Linked DNA regions of Homo sapiens: region 2 is linked to region 1. The links are chromatin contacts, found by Hi-C in ENCODE. All regions are on one chromosome and are shown on one strand. Each heading gives the region's core, a stretch centred on a gene start or an enhancer-like site at or near the end of the contact. The rest is flanking DNA. Distances are from core to core; before and after follow the strand shown.

Region 1 (3,315 bases), core at 691-3,190:
AATGGTTACAAAATAGTATGTACATGCATTATAAGTCTGTACTCTGTATAAAAAGTGTGCGTTTATGTGAACTGTAGGTGAACAGAAAAAATAACAATGTTTGTCCACAAGGGGTGGTGTTTCCTCAAGTGATTTTTATTTTCGGTTTTTCTAGCTTGCATTTAACCTTTCTAATCAGAAGGAAACTGATACGTGTGATAAAATACTGATGATGTCACTGGTTCTTGGCCCTGACTCATATCAAAATCACCTGGCTTTTAACAATACAGCTCCTGCCCCTTCCAACTGGATCAGAATCTCTACAGGGTGGTAGGGAAGGATGGATGATGGGCAGGGGATGGGGTTGTTCAGGCACTGGTATTTTTCAAAAAACTCCCCTGGTGATTTCCATGTGTAGCCGGATTTGAGAACCACTGAACCATACAGCCCCTGCCCTCCCGCCACTCACAGTCAAGTTTAGTGTGGCTTAACATTTTGGGGGTCATCAAATTCTTTAAGACTCTGATGCATTTTGGTTCCTTCACAGATGCTTTCCTAGGGCTTCCTTTTGTTATGCCAATCAATGGTTCCTGTCTGGAGGAATTTATGGTCTCCAAAAGCATTGGATCCGCTCCCAAAAAGAGCCCTGGATTTTGGCACACACTTTCAAGGCAGTGTTGGGCATCAGGTTTTGGGCTCACCCTGCATCCATGAGCCCTTCTTTCTCGAGTACTGATTTTTCCCCTGGGGAGTCAGCCTCCTCCTCACATGGAGCTTTTGAGGGACCGTCCATCAGGTGTCTGCACCAACCGCTGGCCAGAGGATGCCAATCAGACCTCTTCTGCTTTGGATTTGCCTCTGAGTCTTCATAACACAGCTTTTCCTTCCATTGGATGACCTCCCCACACCCTTCCAATGGATTCCCAGTGTTGGTTAGGTTGGCCAGCACTCGTTTCTGTTGCTTATAACCCTAGTGTCTTGGTGAATACAAGGGGATTCAAGTTAGTCATCCATGGACCTCCTGGGAGTCTGCAGAGTCCAGGTTCAGAATCCCAGGGTCAGAGAAAGTGTTAGAGATGGGCAGGGGTAGCACCATAGACCCCCAAGTTTCCTGTTCCCTAGATTAGATGTTTGTGCCCACCTCCCTCCCCAACACCATCCCACACGCTGTCTCTTAACAGGCCATGTAATCTTCCACGGAGACTGTGCTAATGCAGAGAGGAAAGGACACTGACCTGGGAATCAGAAAGCGTGGCCTTGAGAGCTGGCCCCATGGTGGTCACTGACTGCATATAACAGAGGTTGGGGGCTGGGCACAGTGGCTCATACCTATAATCCCAGCACTTTGGGAGATGGAAGGAGGCAGATCACAAGGTCAGGAGTTCGAGACCAGCCCGGCCAACATGGTGAAACCCTGTCTCTACTAAAAATACAAAAAATTAGCCGGGCGTGGTGGCACATGCCTGTAATCCCAGCCACTTGGGAGGCTGAGGCAGGAGAATTGCTTGAACCCGGGAGGTGGAGGTTGCAATGAGCTGAGATCGCACCACAGCACTCCAGCCTGGGCAACAGAGCGAGACTCCATCTTGAAAATAAAAAAGAGAGAGAGAGAGAGGTTGGGGGCTGGGAAACTTGGTTTGGAGGAGAAGCTTGGGAACTTGTCTTAGAGCTGCTTTAGTACAATTTTTAAAGGGAGGTATAGTTAGTTTGGGGTGGCTGGGAGACTGATGATAGTAGACCCTAAGCCCCCATGCCACCTCTTGGTATTCCAAAGAGAACTGGGGAGATCTACTTCATCCCTGTGTTCTCCTTGGCTTTCGAATGTGGATGACCTGGGCTTCCTGCCTCTCCCAACCTCATGGAGTTGTTAATACATTCAGAGAGACAGCAGAGTAAATTACAAAGGGCCTTGCAGAACTTCAGACTGCTTATTGACTGCATTAGCTATCTGCCAGGCAGCTGTGGGGAACCAGTAGGTCGCAGTGTGGTTTCAGTTCATTTGGGTTTGTTCCCAGGGAAGCAAGCCTTGGCAAAAGCTTTCTTAGTACTGCTTAGGAAAGTAAAAAGTGGATGTGGCAGAGGATCTAGGAGGAAGGAGGCCTCTTGAGAACTATAACCTCCTACTGTTCCTCTTGCAGGCTGAACCAAAGCCCCTCCATCCCAGGCACCCACCACAGCAACATGGATTCTGCAAGCCTGACCTCTTTTTGGTGAATGAGAGCAGGTTGCCCTTCCAAGAATCATTTGGATTGGCAAAGGCCAAAGAATTTGAGGGCTGAGTTGCTAATACAGCCATCAGGAGCCCCCAAGCGAGCCCCTCTTTATACTTCTCTTCTACTCTGAGGCCTTTTTATTTCTCCTTACTTCCTGCAGGAGGTCTCCGGTTTTACCCATCAAAAATTGTATTCAGAAAAGGTTCTGATACAAATCATTTACCTCATAGTGAAAACTGAACTGCCTTTATCACATACTGAGCCTGTACTCTCAGTCTATTTAAAAGAATTCCAGGCCTTAGAGAGTGGATGTGGAAGAGGCTTAAGGTGGGAGAGGAGGGGAAAGTAAAGGGGAGGCAGGGATTTCCCTCTCTCTTTCTCTTGGAAAGGCTAAACATATGCCCTGGAGCACCTTTCCGGGTTCAATGGCTGGCTGCTTCCTCAAGGTCTGCAGGTTCAGTTTACCTGCAGTGCTGGCCACATTTCACGTCCTGCTTCAGCTAAGTGTAGAGATTTTTTTTTTCTTTTAGTTAAACTAGAAATGTCTTAGGGGTAGAAAGCATGCCTTGTTCAGCTTGAAATGCTCCTCATTATCTGGCACAGGGCCTAGAACATAAATATGATTAATGTATGTTGATAAGTTAGGTACTAAAGGCTATGAATTCTCCTAGACACACTGCTTTAGCTGTATCCCATAGGTGCTATTAGATAGTATTTCCATTATTTTTGAAATTTGTTTTGTACAACATCAAGCTATCTCTGACAAGGAAAGGAGAATTATCTTCATTTCACAGGAAAATCAAAACTCAAAGACAAAAAGAGACTTGCTCTAAGAATACAGCATGCAGTAGTGGTAGACCTCCAGATTTTGCTGGGCTCTGGGATTCAGGGTGCATCAAATAAGCCAGGACGCCTGTTCTGAGTTTGAGCTCCTGCTTAGGCTCTGCCATCTCCATCCATTTTCTCATCCTCTTTGGGTATCATCAGGTCACATATAAAGACCTCTAGGGTCCATTAGCAGCAATTAGGGATCCTTGATTTGGAAGGAACTTTGCCTTCCTGAGGCTTCTGCTACAAAGCTGACACTTTATGAACAGTGCATGTATCACCTAAAACCTTGCCT
Region 2 (3,577 bases), core at 798-3,297, 310 kb after region 1:
ACTTTGGCAAAATAAACTTTCTACATTGACTGAGACCTGTCTCAGATATTTGGGGTTCACGGGTGGGAAGGTGGGCTCAGGAAGGCCAAGGCAGAGGCTAGCTAAGAAGCTAGAGGCAGGCTGTGGAAAACAGTTTGGTGGCTTCTCACAAGGTTAAACATAGAACTACCATATGACCCAACAATTCCACTCCTTGGTATATATGTAAAAGAATTGAAAGCAGGGACTCAAATAGATACTTGCACGTCAGTGTTCACAGCAGTGTTATTCACAATAGCCAAAGGTGGAAACAAGCCAAGTGTCTGTCCATTGATGAATGAATGGAGAAACAAAATGCGCTCTAGACATACAATGGAATATATTCAGCCACAAAAGGAATAACGTTTTTCATTTCTATTATTATTTTTTAAGAAAGAGTCTCACTCTGTTGCCCAGGCTGAAGTGCGGTGGCGTGATCTCAGCTCACTGCAACCTCTGCCTCTCAGGTTCAAGCAATTCTCCCACCTCAGCCTCCTGAGTAGCTGGGATTCCAGGCACCCACCACCACACCTGGCTAATTTTTGTATTTTTAGTAGAGATGGGGTTTCGCCATGTTGGCCAGGCTGGTCTTGAACTCCTGACTTCAGGTAATCTACCCATCTTAGCCTGCCAAAGTGCTGGGGTTACAGGTGTCAGCCACCGCGCCCAGCAGGAATAAAATTTTGATACATGCTACAACACGGATGAAGCTTGAAAACATTGTACTAACTGAAATTAGCAGAAACGAGAAATATTGCATGATTCCACTTATATGACGTACCTAGAATAGGGCAAATTCATACAGACAGAAGAAAGAACAGAGGTTACCAGAGGCTAAGGGAAAGCCATTTTTTAATGGCTGCAGAGTTTTTGTTGAGGATCCTGAAAAATTTTAGGTGTAGATAGTGGTGAATGCATTTAACATCACTGAATTGTACACTTATGAATGGTTAAAATGGTTAAAATGAAAAATACTGTGTTGTGTATATCTTATCAGATTTTCAAAAAAACAAGTGTCAGGGTAGCTTGGGGAGATGGCCCCCCAAGGACATTCCCCTAAAGTGAGTCCTTTCCAGCCACTGTGTTGAAGATGGCTGTGGGGACCAGGAAGGGATGGCGTTAGGGGAGACTGCAAGGAGCACACCGTGGGCGTTCAGGCGTCCTGCAGTGCAGCTGCTGGAGGAAGTTTCAGGCACATGTGAGGGGAAAAACCAGAGCTTTCTGGGCTACTTTGTTTCTAAAATGGGGATAAGTATTAGGTTGGTGCAAAAGCAATTGTGGTTTTTGCCATTAAAAGTAAGTAATTGTGGTTTTTGGCATTAAGAGTAATGACATTACTTTTAAAAAGTAATGCCGTTTAAAAGTAATGGCAAAAACCGCAATTACTTCTTTTGCACCAACCTTATTTGCCTTACAGCGTTGTTGGGAAGACTAAAGGAGCTAATATGTATTACATATGCATGTTGTATGTACATGTCATGTAAAACAACATGTGTTACGTGTATGGTCCTTAAAACATTATAGTAAGTGCTCAAGAAATGTTATTTTTTAGTATTTTACTTCTGGTGTTTGTGAGAGAAAAATAATGGAAGTGAAGGGCAGGGAAAGGGAGTGAGGTCTCTCCATTTCTCCAACTTGGAAAAATGCTTTATGAAATGAAATCACATGAAGTCCTAGAACCCACATTACCATGGTGGAGGACAGGCGTCTGCAGTAGCTATGTCCCCTCTCAATTACTGCCTTCTGCCACTGGCGGAGCCTTGCGTGAAGGTCCTAGTGCCTGATGGTGCTGATTCCTGTGAATAAATGTAACTGCAAAAATGAACCCCAAATGCCCTGTGGGTTCATTTTGCCGGCTGCCCAGATAGAGCTGATTTTCAAGACAGGGGAATTGCAATGAGGAGTTTAATTCATACAGAGCCAGCTGAATGGGAGACTGAAGGTATATTACTCAAATCAGTACTCCCGAAAATTCAGAGGCTGGGGTTTTTCAAGGATAGTTTGGCGGCAAGGGAAGAGGGGCTGCTGATTGTCTGGGGACACAATTGTAGAGGTGTGGAAAATGGTCTTCCTGCTTGTTGAGTCTGCCTCTGGGTGGGGACCACAGGAGCAGTTGAGCCAAGAGTCATGGGTCCAGGCGGGGCCATCTGGTTGTCAGAAATGCGAGTCTAAAAGAACATCTCAAAAGGCCAATCTTAGGTGTTCTTCAGTAGTGACGTTATTTATGGGCAGGAGTAATTGGGGAAGTTGCAAATCTAGTGTCCTTTGGAATAATGGAGGTTAATCGTTTCTGTCTACATCTTAGCAGAATTCAGGCTCCTCCCATCCTTCTAACCTGATGGTTTTTCATTAGTTTTACAAGGCAGTTGAGTTTTGGGGAAGGGCTAGTATCAGTTAGACTGTAAACTAAATTTCTCCCAAAGTTAGCTTGGCCCAAGCCCAGGAATGACCAATGGCACTCTGGAGGTTAAAGGCAAGATGGGAGTTAGTCAGATCAGATCTCTTTCACTGTCATAATTTTCTCACTGTTATAATTTTTGCAAAGGCAGTTTCATAAAGAGGAAAGAGAGACAAGTATGTTTTCTTCAGGGTCAGCCTCTTTTTGTGATGGTTGAATCTCACAAGGAGTTTGGGGTTCCCAGGGAAAAATCCAGTGTCCTGCCAGCAAGCTGACGTCACTGCTCTTTTAAGAGGAAACTGGGAACCAGCTGTTGTGGAGATTAACTATGAGTGCAGATGTACAGTTGGAGCCCTACAATAAACAAAAGGTTCTGATTCTGCCCCACCAAACAACAGCAGCTGCTCTTGTTCTGGTTGGGCAGGGTTGAGTATCTGAGCCTTTGGGAAGAGAAAGTTAATAGGATCAGGGCTTCTTCCAGCATGAGAAAGATGGTGTTGTTCATGAGATGTACCCATTGTGCAGACTGGTGAGGGCGGGGCTGCTGGGTCCACCTGTTACCGGACAGGGGTCCCATTCCAGACCCCAACAGAGGGTTCTTGGATCTCATGCAAGAAAGAATTTGAGGTGAATCCATAAAGTGAAAGCAAGCTTAGAAGTAAAGAAACAAAAGAATGGCTACTCCATAAGCAGAGCAGTCCCAAGGGCTGCTTGTTGGCTATTTTTGTGGTTATTTCTTGATTAAATGCTGAATACGGGTGGATTATTCATGAGTTTTCTGGGAAAGGTGCAGGCAATTCCTGGATCTGAGGGTTCTTCCCCCTTTTAGACCATATAGGGTAACTTCCTGACATTGCCATGACATTTGTAAACTGTCATGGCGCTGGTGGGAGTGTCTTTTAGCATGATAATGCATTATAATTAGCATATAATGAGCAGTGAGGAAGACCAGAGGTCACTTTCATTACCATCTTGGTTTTGATGGGTTTGGCTAGCTTCTTTACCACAACCTGTCCTGTCAGCAGGGTCTTTGTGACCTGTTTCTTGTGCTGACCTCCTATCTCATCCTGTGACTTAGAATGCCTAACCTCCTAGGAAAGCAGCCCAGTAGGTCTCAGCCTCATTTTACCCAGGCCCTATTCAAGATGGAGTCGCTCTGGT

Evidence for each region. A loop is a pair of places that touch in the nucleus more often than their neighbours do. Pooled maps may share reads with other maps.
Region 2: a loop to region 1 is called in a pooled map, with 3 times the contacts of the local background. The contact joins two enhancer-like sites. A Hi-C loop is called at or near these places in 2 of 50 pooled maps.

Annotation. Positions count from the first base shown.
Region 1 is chr10:70,272,882-70,276,196 of GRCh38, forward strand. All of the region lies in intron 1 of NPFFR1 (neuropeptide FF receptor 1), which reads right to left. Among named protein-coding and RNA genes, the nearest start is that of NPFFR1, 9.5 kb to the right of the region's middle. RefSeq lists an enhancer at 254-353. Within about 2 kb of position 1,941, at least 6 of the 41 ENCODE cell types and tissues checked have a DNase peak (open chromatin) inside an H3K27ac peak, as active enhancers do.
Region 2 is chr10:70,587,229-70,590,805 of GRCh38, forward strand. No RefSeq gene overlaps it. Among named protein-coding and RNA genes, the nearest start is that of PRF1, 14 kb to the right of the region's middle. Within about 2 kb of position 2,048, at least 5 of the 41 ENCODE cell types and tissues checked have a DNase peak (open chromatin) inside an H3K27ac peak, as active enhancers do.